Regions from separate parts of the Homo sapiens genome. Here region 2 is linked to region 1. Evidence: chromatin contacts called from ENCODE Hi-C or POLR2A ChIA-PET data. All regions are on one chromosome and are shown on one strand. The core of a region is the stretch at or near the end of the contact, and the rest is flanking DNA. Distances in the headings are between cores, read along the strand shown. Region 1 has its middle 21 kb from the start of PIK3AP1. Region 2 holds the start of AVPI1 (arginine vasopressin induced 1).

What was found. Hi-C counts contacts between places; a loop is a spot of excess contacts on that map. ChIA-PET counts read pairs that join two places held with the same protein, here RNA polymerase II (POLR2A).
Region 2: a loop to region 1 is called in a map of CD14-positive monocyte, with 5 times the contacts of the local background. The contact joins the promoter of AVPI1 here to the enhancer-like site in region 1. A Hi-C loop is called at or near these places in 1 of 168 maps with a recorded cell type or tissue (CD14-positive monocyte). POLR2A ChIA-PET finds 5 or more read pairs at or near these places in 1 of 52 experiments (GM10248).

What each region holds. Positions count from the first base shown.
Region 1 is chr10:96,737,834-96,745,085 of GRCh38, reverse strand. It overlaps the pseudogene RNU6-1274P. Among named protein-coding and RNA genes, the nearest start is that of PIK3AP1, 21 kb to the right of the region's middle. RefSeq lists enhancers at 947-996, 3,819-3,888. Within about 2 kb of position 4,010, at least 10 of the 41 ENCODE cell types and tissues checked have a DNase peak (open chromatin) inside an H3K27ac peak, as active enhancers do; they include CD14-positive monocyte, where a contact is called at or near this core.
Region 2 is chr10:97,683,272-97,690,523 of GRCh38, reverse strand. AVPI1 (arginine vasopressin induced 1) reads left to right here and starts at 3,283. Exons shown (of 3, transcript NM_021732.3): 1 at 3,283-3,758. RefSeq lists enhancers at 2,239-3,192, 2,260-3,459, 3,193-4,146 and a silencer at 2,917-3,296.

The DNA.
Region 1 (7,252 bases), core at 2,761-5,260:
GCAATGAAGGATTGTCCTCCATGTCTTCAGAGGGAGTGCCGTCCTGCTGACACCTTGATTCCAGACTTTTGGCCTCCTGAATTGTGAAAGAATAAACATCTGGTTCAGGCCTGGTGGCTCATGTCTATAATCCCAGCACTTTGGGAGGCTGAGGTGGGCAGATTGCTTGAGCCTAGGAGTTTCAGACCAGCCTGGGCAACATGGCGAAACCCTATTTCTACAAAAAAAATCCCCCCAAAATTAGCCGGATATGGTGACATGCGCTTGTAGTCCCAGCTACTTGGGAGGCTCAGGTGGGAGGATCACTTTGAGTCTGGGGGGCAGAGGTTACAGTAAGCCAAGACTGCACCACTGCATTCCAGCTTGGGTGACAGAGTGAAGCCTTATCTGAAAATTTAAAAAAAAAATTGTGTAGTTTTAAGCCATGAAATTTGTGGTAATGTGTCACAGCAGCCACGGGGAACTAATACAAGTGGCATGGGACAATTTTAGTGGCAACTCTGGGAAAAGAACCAAGATTAAAAGACATCAAGAGAGGACCCATTCAACTAAATATGTAGCATCAGACAATAGGGATGCAGACCTCACACCGACGACATACTAACCTTCTGAAACCAAGTCACACAGAGAGGGAAGTAGGTCAGTAGAACCGACAGGACATCAGGGTAGGAAACCAAAGAGGCCGTGTTGCCTGAAGTGAGGGATGCCGGCCATCTCAGATCCTGCCCCAGCAATGGCAAAATGGATCTCTCAGATGCTGGGAGATTAGACAGAGATATACAAAGAACGAGCACATTTCTGTTAGAATAGGAAAAAATAAAAAATAAAAGGGAAATGGTCAAGAGGTAGGAAGATATAGCTTCCTCTCAAGGAGCCAATAGCCACTGGGGTGTGCTGTTTTCTCATGATCAAAGGTTTGAGAGGGATGACTCACAAGCCTCTACTGAAGGGTCTCACAGAGAAATGCACCAAAAAGAAAGGGTATGGAAGCAACCTAAGTGTCCAGTACCAGAGGACAGGTGAAATGATAGCACAGCCGCACAACAGGGCATGATGCAGCCACAGTGCTGTGGATGAATGTTCACTCAATTGAAATATGTTCAAGACATATTAAGTGCAGAAAGCAAGCGTGAAACAGTAGGTACAATGTAATCCTGTTCCTCATATGTAAAATGCAGATGAAGGTAATAGTAGTTACCCTATAGAATTGTTACAAGCATTTGATTAATATATGCAAAGTGCTTGGCAGTACCTAGAACATGTAGATGCTGTACAGCATCACTGTTTTATCATCACTTATTTTTTTTTAATTCTTAACATTTTTATTTTATTTATTTATGTTTAGACAGAGTCTTGCTCTGTCACCCAGGCTGGAATGCAGTGGTGCAATCTCGGTTCACTGCAACCTCCACCTCCCAGGTTCAAGTGATTCTCGAGCCTCAGCCTCCCAAGTAGCTGGGACTATAGGTGCATGACCCCATGCCCAGCTAATTTTTGTATCTTATTTTATTTTTGAGATGAAGTTTCACTCTTGTTGCCCAGGCTGGAGTGCGATGGTGTGATCTTGGCTCACTGCAACCTCCACCTCCCGGGTTCAAGAGATTCTCCTGCCTCAGCCTCTCGAGTAGCTGGGATTACAGGGGCCCGCCACCACGCCCAGCTAATTTTTGTATTTTTAGTAGAGACAGGGTTTCACCATGTTGATCAGGTGGGTCTCAAACTCCTGACCTCAAGTGATCGGCCCGCCTCGGCCTCCCAAAGTGCTGGGATTACAGGCATGAGCCACCGTGCCCGGCCTAAAACAATTTTTTTTTTAATATGGAATGCTTCGTGAATTTGCATGTCATCCTTGCACAGGGGCCATGCCAATCTTCTCTGTATTGTCCCAATTTTAGTATATGGGCTGCCGCAGTGAGCACTATCATCGCTTCTTTTAAGTATTCAGGTCCACTGTTCTGACCCTTGGGGGTCAATGTATTTTGTGATTCAAACTTTTTCAGATTTTACAAAGGTGTATAATTATGGAACATCCTTAGTGTGCTTGAAGTAGCAACTCACGACAGCCAAATTCATTAATATTTCTGCAGTGAAACATACGAGTATTCACATTAAGTGAGATAACTGAAGAATATAAATAGCACCACATCAGTTTGGATCAGGTGGTGCAGCCAAATAAATTCACTACAAACTTGGAAAACAAACACAAAAACAAAACAACCTTGTGGTTCCAGGGATTTTTGCCTGGGGGAATTACAGATGAGAGACTGTCGACCTGTTTATATAGAAGCATCAGGAAAGCCTGAATGCATTGTCTTGTTACGGTGCTGCTGCTCACTGAGGAGACTGCGGCTTATTTTTATTTTTATTTTTGCCTTTTGACTTTGCTGTTTTAATTTTTCTGCACTGAGTATTAAATACTTTTTTGCCTATAGTTTCTTGAATTTCAATCGATTCAGATAAATGTAACACAAATTTAACCCAAGGAGAATATTGCGTTGCTCAGTGGACCTCAAAAAGATCATAGCCAGCATTGGGTTCACAATTTTCATTTGCACCTTTAAGAAAGTATATTTTTCTGGGGAGGCAGGGAACACTAAAGGAGATGGAGCGGGTTTTTCTATTCTTTTTCTTCTGTCTTTAAGTTGGTCCCACCAACACAGTCCATATCCAGAACTAGTTAATTCCTCATCTAGGGCTTGCTTTACCTCCCCTCCCCTCCCCTCCCTTTCCTCTCTCTCTCTCTCTCCCCCTCCCCTCCCCTTTCTTTTTTGAGATGGAGTCTTGCTCTGTCGCCCAGGCTAGAGTGCAGTGGCGTGATCTCGGCTCACTGCAACCTCTGCCTTCTGGGTTCAAGCAATTCGCCCACCTCAGCCTCTGGAGTAGCTGGGACTACAGGTGCGCGCCACCATGCCCAGATACTTTTTGTATTTTTAGTAGAGACAGGGTTTCATCATATTGTCCAGGCTGGCCTTGAACTCCTGACCTTGTGATCTGCCCGCCTCAGCCTCCCAAAGTGCTGGTATTACAGGCATGAGCCACCGTGCCCAGTCCCTCCTCTTTCATGATAAATATATATTAGTTTTACATTAAAAAGTAAAACAAGGCCAGACATGGTGCATTCTGCCTGTAATCCCAGCATTTTGAGAGGCTGAGGTGGGAGGATTGCTTGAGGCCAGGAGTTCAAGACCAGCCTGGGCAATATAGCCAGACCCGGTCTCTACCAAAAATGAACTGAGTTAGCTTGGCATGTTGGTATGTGTCTGTAGTCCCGGCTACTCGGGAGGCTGAGGCAGGAAGATGGCTTGAGCCCAAGATTTTGAGGTGGCAGTGAGCTGTGATTGCATCACTGTACTACAGCCTGGGCGAGAGAGCAATACCTTATTTCTCTAAAGAAAAAAAATAAGGGAATCAGGCGTTGTAGCTCACGCCTGTAATCCCAACACTTTGAGAGGCTGAGGTGGGTGGATCACCTGAGGTCAGGAGTTTGAGACCAGCCTGGCCAACATGATGAAATTCTGTCTCTACTAAAAATACAAAAATTAGCTGGGTGTCGTCGTGGGCGCCTGTAGTCTCAGCTACTCAAGAGGCTGAGGCAGGAGAATTGCTTGAACCCAGGTGGCAGAGGTTGCAGTGAGCTGAGATCGCACCACTGCGCTCCAGCCTGGGTGACAGAGCGAGACTCTGTCTCAAAAATAAATAAATAAAATTAAAATTAAAAAAAAGGTAAATCAGTAACCACAATAAACTGAAAAATAAATAGAATGTGGGGACAAGTGAGAGAAGTGTGTGTGGACAGGGGAAATGGGGGAAGAAGGACCCTGCAGGGACACGGAGGGGGTTTAGGGGAGGTTTTTAGGGAGTGAGCTGCCTCATGAGTCAGGAAGGAGATGTTGCTGGGCAGAGCTGCAGTCAGTGAGGCAGGGAGAGGTGGCTGTTCTGGGCGACTTTGCAGCTCAGGGCAGGCGCAGGGCCCAGAAGGGGAACGGGAAGTGTCGAAACATCCGTGGGACGCCCTGCTGAGTTCTCCAACCCTGAAACCCGGGACCCTTTCCTGTACAGCTTCTTGGGAGCTTGAACAATTTGAGGGAGGTGACATATCCAGGAGGAAATTTCAATGCACATGTGTGAGGTCTTCTAGTCAACTGTCTATGTGGTTGAGGATTCCTTAGAATGATGAAAAACAAGCACTAATAGAAGGACCTGTGGCTATATCTACATCATCTATGTCTATGTATATATTTATTTTAAATCATGAGCCTTGCCAGACTCGGATTGGCTGATGGTTGAGGGACTTCTGCCAGAGGGCTGGCCAACCTGGGAAAGGGAAGTGTGCCTAAGCTAATGGAGGTTACAGAAGAAGGGGTGGGAAAGGCTTGCAGAAATTCTAAATAGAAAAGGAGCTTTGGATTAGGCAAGTCATATGTGGACTTTAAGGACATTGGAAGGTAGAAAATGCCAGATGAGGAAGACATCATGTACACACAAAATCTATAGCCCCAAGCCCTGATCCCTGTTGTCAGGACCCAAGACCAATTGCTAGTGAAGGGACACAGAGGCGAGAGAGTCCCAGAGGAAGGAGACCCTCCAGGGAAGGGTTCAGGAGGCAACAGCTCCCTCACAGTTCACAGAGGAGCCCTCATCCCCCAGCAAAGTCCATGAGCTGCCCAGGAGAGAAAGCTGATTTCTTTCCCACTTACCATGCGTAGGAGGACCCCCATGAGAATCTGGGCCTACCCATATGGCCAGCTCTTGGAGGCCTAGGACGGCCCAAGGGGCAAGGCTCAACAGAAGGTCAGGGCTGCCTCGGTGGAAGGGCTGCTGAGTGTGTGTGACGGACCTATGACGTGTGACCTGGCAGTGACTCTTAAACTAGGCTTTGCGGTACCCTGGACCAAGGCAGTCTACAGCTAAAACAGGAGTCTTTTCTGCATTTGTAGATAGAATTATCTTAATTTTAAAAATATTATTTTGGCTGGGTGTGGTGGCTCACGCCTGTAATCCCAACACTTTGGGAGGCCGAGGCAGGCAGATCACCTGAGGTCAGGAGTTCAAGACCAGCCTGGCCAACATGGCGAAACCCCATCTCTACTAAAAGTACAAAAATTAGCCGGGTGTGGTGGCACATGCCTGTAATACCAGCTACTGGGGAGGCTGAGGCAGGAGAATCGCTTGAACCCGGGAGGCGGAGGCTGCAGTGAGCCAAGATCGCGCCATTGCACTCCAGCCTGGGCAACAAGAGTGAGACTCCGTCTCAAAAACATAATTTCTTTCTTTCTTTCTCTCTTTCTTTCTTCCTTCCTTCCTCCCTCCCTCCTTCCCTTCCCTTCCTTTCCCTTCCCTCCCCTCCCCTCTCTCTCTCTCTTTCTTTCCCTCCCTCCCTCCCTCTCTCTCTTTCTTTCTAGATGGAGTCTCTCTCTGTTGCCCAGGCTGGAGTGCAGTGGTGCAATCTCGGCTCACTGTAGTAGTCCCCATCTTGGTGTAGAGTAAGTAGTTCCTGCGACTTGGGAGGCTGAGACAGGAAGATTGCTTGAACCAGGGAGTTTGAGACTGTGGTGAGTTGAGATGGCACTATTGTACTACAGCCTGGGTGACAAAGTGATACCCTGAAAAGAAAGAGAGAGAGAAAGAGAAGGAAGGAAGGAAGGAGGAAAATAGAAGAGGAGTCATCACTACTGATTTCATGGACATTAAAAGGATAATAAAGCAGCTGGGCCTGGTGGCTCACACCTGATCCCAGCACTTTGGGAGGCTGAGGCAGGTGGATCACTTGAGGCCAGTAGTTCGAGACCAGTCTGGTCAACATAGTGAAACCCCCTCTCTACTACAAATACAAAAATGTAGCTAGGCGTGGCGATGCGTGCCTGTAATCCCAGCTACTTGGGAGGCTGAGGCACGAAAATTGTTTGAACCCAGGAGGCAGAGGTTGCAGTGAGCTGAGATCACTCCAGCCTGAGCAACGAAGTGAGACTTCGTCTCAAAAAAAAAAAATATTATGAACAAACTCTATGCCTACAAATTTGAAAACTTAGATGAAATTAACCAATTCCATGAAAGATACAAACTATTTTACTATCTTATATGGGCACAGTTCTGGGTGCCCTAAAACAATTGCAATAGTAACATCTAATATCACTGATCATAGATCACCATAACAGATATAACCATAAAATAAAGTTTGAAAGATTGCAATAATTATGAAACTGTGACACAGAGACACTAGTGATCACATGCTGTTGGAAAAACGTACCAATAGATTTGCTCAGTGCATGGTTGTCACAAACCTTCCATTTGTAAAAAAACACAAAATCTGAGAAGTACAATAAAGTGAAGTGCAATAACACAGGGTATGCCTGTAACTCAAAATGGATTATAGATCTAAATGTAAAGCACACACCTATCAAAATTTGAGAAGCTCACATCAGAGAAAAGCTTGGTTACTTGGGTTTGGCTGTTACTTTTTAGATATAACACCAAAGCACAACGCATGAAACAAGAAAATTGACAAGTTGGGCTTCATTAAAACAAAAAACTACTGCTCTGTGAAAGTTTGACACTGTTCAGACTGTAAAGAGAAGCCATAGATTGGGAGAAAATTTCTGCAAGACATGCACCTGAGAAATAAAGAACTTGCATCCAAAATATACAAGGAACTCTTAAAATTCAACAGTAAAAAAACCCCAAACAGTCCGATTATAAAATGGACAAAATACCTAAATAGGCACTTCACAAAAGAAGATATACAGATGGCAAATAAGTATATGAAAAGATACTCAACACCATATGTCATTAGGGGACTGCAAATTGCTGTATAATTCAGCAATTGTGCTTCTAGGTATTTACCCAATTGAAATTATGTCCACATAAAAGTCTGCCCACAGGCCAGGTGCTGTGGTTTAGGCCTGTGATCCCAGCACTTTGGGAGGGCCAAGCAGGAGGATTGTTTGAGCCCAACGTAGCAAGCCTCTATCTCTACAAAAAGTTTAAAAATTAATAGTCCTAGCTACTCAAGAGGTAGGAGGATTGCTTGAGCCCAGGAGTTCAAGGTTTTGAGGTTGCAGTGAGCTATGATCCTACCACTGCACTCCAGCCTGGGCAACAGAGTGAGATCCTGCCTCAAAAAAAACCCTGAAAAACAAAAACTAACAACAACCCTCCACGCAAATGTTCGTAAGTACCTTTAATCACAATTGCCAAAGGCTGGAAACAATCAAGCTGTCCTTCAATAGGTGGATAAACCAACTATAGTATATCC
Region 2 (7,252 bases), core at 2,034-4,533, 950 kb before region 1:
CAAGACAAAAGAAAAAATATATGTCCTATATGCACTTACCTTCCATATTTTGAACCAAATAGAACAAGTGGATAAAAGCATTCCAATAAAAAAAAGACTACATATAAAGTTCCATGTTATTCAATCTGTTCACATGTTATTGTCAACTCTCATAAAGCCACTTGTCAGGACACGCAGTGGCAGTCTGCCTGGGAACCATGGGCTGATTGGTAATGACTGTTCCCATTGCAAAATAATGCAAGGTCATAAACAATAGTCTGCCTATATTTTAAATGTTGATATTCTGTTCATCATGGATTTTTTGCATTAATTTCGATTTTTAAAAATATTGTGTTAAGATATTATTTATCTTGGGTTTCCTGAATTTTTTGGTGCCCTCTTAAATTTTATGCCTGAAGGGAGTTCCTCACTAAACTCACTTTAATCTAGGCCCCTGGGTAAACTCAAGTTTGGGCCTGAATTTCATGAGGTTTCCATTCCCCAGAGTTGACTTTCTCTAAACAGGGCCCCGTCCGGGGTGATTACTGTCTCCAGCACCATTCTGTGGGTCTCAGATGTTACTCCACTTCTGGTGAGGCTTACATGGCCCACACAACTGTGGAGTGCCCCACCTTCTCGCCAGAAGTATTGAATCACAAAGCTGTAACAACAGAAATGGTTCCATTGTGTGGTAAGCACATGGTCACATGCCTGCAAAAATGTTTGGAGATACCAGATACGCTCCACCCAGCCTTAGTCACATCTGAGCCAGAAACCACAAGTTCCCAATTCCTACCTCGGGATGCTCATCTAAGCTCATGGCATCAGAGTTCCTAGGTTCACCCAGCACTGATATGCCAAGAGTCTGGCTTCCCCATTGGTTAGAATGGGCCAGTGGGAGTCACTGGCTCAGAAGCTCAGCCTTTGGTTTAGGAGCCTGCACAGTCCCCTCCTTAGCAAAGTAGTTGGCTGAAAGTCTCTGCACCAATACTTTCCACTGGAGACGAACATCGCTGATTTCTTTGTTCTTTTCAACAGTTCCCCAGGGCTTGAGGAAAAGTGAAGAGAAGCCACTGTAAAAACCTTTTTAACGGGCCGGGCGCTGTGGCTCACGCCTGTAATCCCAGCACTTTGGGAGGCTGAGGCCGGAGGATCACGAGGTCAATTGATCGAGACCATCCTGGCCAACATGGTGAAACCCCATCTCTACTAAAAATACAAAAATTAGCCGGGCATGGTGGCCTGCACGTATAATCCCAGCTACTCGGGAGGCTGAGGCAGGAGAATCGCTTGAACCCGGGAGGCAGAGGTTGCGGTGAGCCGAGATCGTGCCACTGCATTCCAGCCTGACGACAGAGTGCGCCTCCGTCTCAAAAAAAGCAAACAAACAAACAAAAAAACCTTTTAGCGGCCGGGCATGGTGGCTTACGCCTGTAATCCCAGCACTTTGGGAGGCCGAGGCAGGTGGATTACCTGAGGTCAGGAGTTCAAGACCGGTCTGGCCAACATGGTGAAACTGCATCTCTACTAAAAAATACAAAAATTAGCCAGGTGTGGTGGTACGTGCCTGTAGTCTCAGCTACTCGGGAGGCTAAGGCAGGAGAATCGCTTGAACCCAGGGGGCAGAAGATGCAGTGAACTGAGATGGTGCCACTGCACACCAGCTTGGGCAACAGAGTGAGACTCTGTCTCAAAAATACAAAACAAAAAACCCTTTTAGCCACAGCACAACAACACTTACGCTGTTTTTGTGCAGAAGGACAGAGAGAGGAACTGGAGATCATGGGGTGAGGACAAATAGCTCCCAAGCATCCCCTTCACGCTGCAACAAGGAATTCACAAAGCCCCATGTGCTGGCTCTTCCCCTTCCCACCCACAACTTTTACAGAAGAAAAATCAAGCTTAAATGGATAAGAGGTCAGCTATGAAGTAAAAAGGAAGTCAGGGAGACCCAGGAGCCTTTCCTGAGCATTGCTGAACAAGTGCACAAACACTTCATCTTCCAAGGACAAAACAAGCATTTATCAGAGGCCTACTGGACACCCTGCCTCCACTCCTGCCCCCTCCAATCCAAGTTCCAAACTGCAGCCAGAGTGACCTTCTAAAAACACAAACTTGTCATGATGATGAAATTTGCAAAGTGCTGACTGACACTACTGGTACGTGGTAAGTACTATAAAATGCCCGTTACATAAACACAGTACATATAATGCCATTCCTTGTTTAAACCCCTCCAAGGATCACATGCAACCTTCTCTGCCTGCCTCTGCCTTCTACTTCCCACCGTGCTCTCTCTTGCTAGCCTTACTCCGGGTCGCATTTAATTCCTCCGGAGCCAAGCTACCTCCTGGCCCAACCAAATGCCTTTCCCTCTTTCCTTAAAGCAGTCTCCCCAGATCCACTCCTCTTCATTTGACCAGTTTCAACTCCTTCTTTATATCTCAGCTTAAATGCTGCTTCTTCAGCCCTCCTGAACCTCCCAGAGGAAGCTTAGGTTCCTCCATATTTATCCTCTTATAGCCATAACATTGATCACAACTGTAATCACATACTCCATGTTTTAGGTTGTTTAATGCCTGCCTCCCTTACTAGGCTGTAGACTCCCCAGGACAAGGGCTATAGGTCTTTCCGTCTCTCTTGTTTACGGCCTATCAAGGAACTCGGACAGCATAGGTCACTAATGAACATTTCCGAATGCATACAAACTTTAAAATACGGTCTTGTTTAGGTAACCGGCCCAAAGTCGCACAAATGACCCAATATTTGAACCCACGACATTCTGGCTTTGAAGCCCAAGGTCTGACTCCAGCAGACTGCCCCCTCCTCTCCCTCAAAGCCGGAGCCAAACGGTGGGCTGGGAGGGGACTTGAGCGGCAGAGTCTGAGGATCTGCAGAGGGCCACGCGCTGCAAGGCAGTCAGTGCCGCGCGCGCTGGCCTCGGGCCCAGGAGAAGGGGCATCCGTCACGTGTACCCGGCAGGGCCAGCTTTCGCCGCACCCTGGGGCAGGAATGCAGCCCCGCCCAGCTCCCGCGCCAGCAAAACCGCGCTGGCCCTGGGGACTGACGTCAATGAAGGGGGCGCCTCGGGCGCCGCGCGGGGGCGGAGAGGGCGGTGGGCAGGGCCCGGGCAGACACGCCCCCTCACCGCCGCTCCGCCGCCGATTAGGTTTGAGGAAGCTTCGCACTCCGCTTTCGAGGCCAGCGGAGGCGGGGGGCGGGGATGGACACGCCCCCTCCCTGTCTCCCACCGATGATTGGCGCACGGAACTCCGCCTTGGGTTTGGAAGGCTCGCCTGGGAGCTCATACCTGGCTAGGGCCGAGGATTGGCTGTTCCGGGGCTAGGGAGCGCTTTCTCCCGGGAACCGCGGCTGTGACCCAAGTGGCCCGGACCAGTTTGGGGCTGCGTGCGGCCTGCCTCAAGCAACCAGGTACGTAGGTCGGCGGCCCAGCTCGGCGCTGCGGTGGGAGCCGGAGGGCGACAGTCAGAGCCGGGGTGCCAGCGGGACGCGACCGCCAGATCCACTTAGGACCCCGTCGTTCTGCGAAGCGGCCACGTCTGAGTCCCGGGGCCTCCTCGTGCTGCAGATGTCGCCTTAGGACCTCGGCCAGGATACCCTCTGCCATGCTCTTGTGCTGCCCGTGATCACCGACTGGCCCTTGTAAGCACCTTCGCAGAGCTGCGCCTGCCCTTTCTGAAGGCTGTGGAAGAGGTTGGAGTGGGCGCATCTTAGCTTGCCCCATCCCCATTTGAGGTCTGTCGGAGCTGCCCTTCAGTGTGGTGAGTACCTGCTCCAATTCTCCACCGGGCAGTGGAGTGCAGAGGGTACAGAGGCTAGCTTGGGAGTCCTGACTTTGGATCCCTCCCTGCTCCTTCCACAATCTACAGAAGCAGATAGCCTCCGAAAGGCTTCTGGGACCGACCTTCCCCAGAAGACCTCCTCAGCCATCTGGCAGGAACAAAAATAACAGTGGCTTGAGAGCCCGGGTGCTGGGGTCAGACTGCCTGGGTTCATGTCCCAGCTTCCATCACCTGCCAGCTGTGTGACTTTGGGTGTAGCTTTCTCATCTGTAAAATGGGTATAACAATAGTGCCACCTTAAGTGAGGAGGAAAGAAAGCACCCATCTGAACGTGCTCTGTTCTGCGCTTGACACTGAACAAGCTGCCTCTATGATTTTAATCATAAAGCTATGATTTAAAAGTACACAGATTTGTTGATGGCTGTGATGATGAAAATGACAATGATTCTATAGCCCCTGGTAGTCAAACAGCCTTTCCCTTCATCATTTATTCATTCAACCAGCATGCATAGAATGTCTGTGGTATACCAGGTACTAGAAGGAATGCCGTCACAAACTTAATCTCCCTTTTCCTGTTAAGAGTTATTTATACTCACCATTTATTTTAAAAAGCTTATTTAAAATTTTATAGAGGCAGTCTTGCTATGTTGACCAGGCTGGTCTGGAACTCCTGGGCTCAAGCAATCCTCCCACCTCAGCCTCCCAAAGTGCTGGGATTACAGGCGTGAGCCACCAGGCCTGGCCTTATACTATTTTGATGACGAGCAACTTGTGGCAGGGGAAACTGAGACTTATCCAAGGTCACCCAGTTAGCAGCACAGCCAGAATTCAGGGTTCTAGAAATCTTGAAAGGGTTATCCCTAGATCTAGTAGCAGTTTATTTCCAGGTCATATATGAGAACTGGTCTGGGGAAAGGGCCCAGTTCCTTTCTCCACCTCCAGGGGCATGGATTTGGAGGCCAATGTATATCCAGTTGTCTCGGCATACCTCCCTGAGGCTAGGCCCTGCTGGTGGGGAAGCCCACACAGCGATTTGAACTGGGCTTCCCATTTGAGGAGCCACAGATTTTGGCTGCTGTCCAGTGGCATGTCTGTATAGGATAGCAGGCCAGGGTCCCAAGTGTTGATTCAGGCCTTGGGCCAGAGCCTCCAGTAATTTTTCTAAGAGCCCCTAGGCCCCTGATTACAGAGATTATTGCTATCACCTGGGTTATTGGAAGGGGGCCTCCTCCTGCATGAGGACCTAGGAGTTGCCAGCTCACCCAAATGTGTTCTGCCTCTGGTGGTTACCTGTGCCTCCCTGGGACTGCAGTGAGATACTCTCCTAGAATAGCTGTCTGAACTGAACTTCATATATTGCAAAGAGTGCTCAATTGCGCGCCATATTTATATATTGCAAATTCATTGCATGGTGAGTCACTTTTTAAATATATTTCTTTGTTAGGGTTCCACAGTTCTTCACTTATTGCCTGTTTCAAAACAAGTTGAACTTTGTCATTTTCAATGTTTGGTATTTCCTTTGGGGTTCACTTTCAACCTAGTTTGTGTCAAATTGAAGTATTTTGCAATTGGTCTTTACTCGTTTGTACACAGACCCATACTTACCTTCTTTTATGTCAGTTCTGAAATGAAAGGTCCATTTGTAATCTTTTAATAGCCCCATGGTTTCATTTTCTAGTTTTCAAAAGTACTATTGTGCAAGTATACACTGACTTTTCCTGGACTAAGGTCTTCTCCAGGAAATTGGAGGGAAAATAACTATTGAACACATGGAATGAGACAGGAAAAGTTTCCTTTGATAATAAAAGTGTTCTGATTCGACATTTCATCGGTTTTCCCAAAACTTAACCATCTAATCCTACCTGGAATCAGCCTAGTTTTATTCCCAGCCTCACTCTGCTGTCTGAATCCCAGAATAAGAGACAGAGCCAAGAGTGAGGGGCTTGGCCGGTCATGGTGGCTCACGCCTATAATCCCAACACTCTGGGAGGATGAGGTGGGTGGATCACTTGAGGTCGGGAGTTCAAGACCAGCCTGGCCAACATGGTGAAACCTTGTCTCTACTAAAAATACAAAAATTAGTCGGGCGTGTGGTGGGCACCTGTAATCCCAGCTACTTGGGAGGTTGTTGAGGCAAGAAAATTGCTTGAACCTTGGAGGCAGAGGTTGCAGTGAGCTGAGATTGCGCCACTGCACTCCAGCGTGGGTGACAGAGTGAGACTCCGCCTCAAAAAAAAAAAAAAAAAAGAGTAAAAAGAGTGAGGGGCCTCAAAATCTGGAGGTGCTAGGCCCTCCCTAAGGTTCAAGGAGGGTTGAGGCTGGAGGCTCAGACTCTCCCTGAGGGTTTCTTGGTATGTTTGTGACTCGCAGCTCGCTGAAGCTGTGGAGTCAAAGCCTTGCCATCCTGGGAGAGGTTGTTGGGAAGTCAGGCTCCAAGCCATTTCCTCCCCGAGGCAGCTGCTGCTACATGATCCTTATTGCCCTTCTTTTCCTGGGGAGGTGAGGCCAGATATCACCCTTTCTCCTACTACCCCAGACCTGCCTAGGCGTCTGCCCCGGGCTTGGTCATTGCCAGCTGAGGTCACTAGGGAGCTTTAGAGCTGTGAGTTCTGTTTTCTACCAGATGCTAACCCCAGGGCCCACTGCAGCAAAACAACATAGAGTAGGGAGGAGAAAGGGAGCTACTGGCTGGGGAATTTCCTAGCACCCAGTTAGCCAGACCTGTCCACACATTGCCCCTAGGCTTTGGCAGACAAGTAGCTCCGTTCCTCCTTCTGTACAGACTTACCTGCGGGTGGAATTGTTGACTCTCAGCACTGGTGCAGGCCCTCAGAAACAAACAGCATCAAGCTGTTCTTATAGCAGTAACAGGGAAGCTGACCCACAGAGGGGATGTGAATTGCCTGAGGTTTTTCAGCCAGTGAGTGGCAGAAGTAGGGCTTGAACCGACTCCTCTGACTCGTAAGCCAGGGCTCTGTGCACTGGGCTGGGTTGCAGTTCTTGATTTCTTCTGTGGAAGCTGGGCTCTTCCTCTTTAGAGTGCTACGGCTCAAGGCTGGGCTGTCACCCAGGAAAGAGCCCTGACCCTAGAGAACAGACTAACGAAATTCCACAGCTCCACCCCTGCCTCCACCAGGTGGGATAATTCATTGTCCTTCCCTTTCCATTGGTAGGATTTCCCCTTCATGAATTAGGTGGGAATAGGAAAGCATTCTTCATAGAAATGTGAAGTGTTCTTTAAGCTGCCTGGCTGTGAAGCCAGCTCGGGGGTTTAAAAGCGTGGGCTGACCGGGCGCAGTGGCTCACACCTGTAATCACAACACTTTGGGAGGCCAAGGCGGGTGGATCACCTGAGGTCAGGAGTTCAAGACCAGCCTGACCAACATGGTGAAACCCTGTCTTTACTAAAAATACAAAAAATTAGTCGGGAGTGGTGGGGGACGCCTGTAATCCCAGCTATTCGGGAGGCTGAG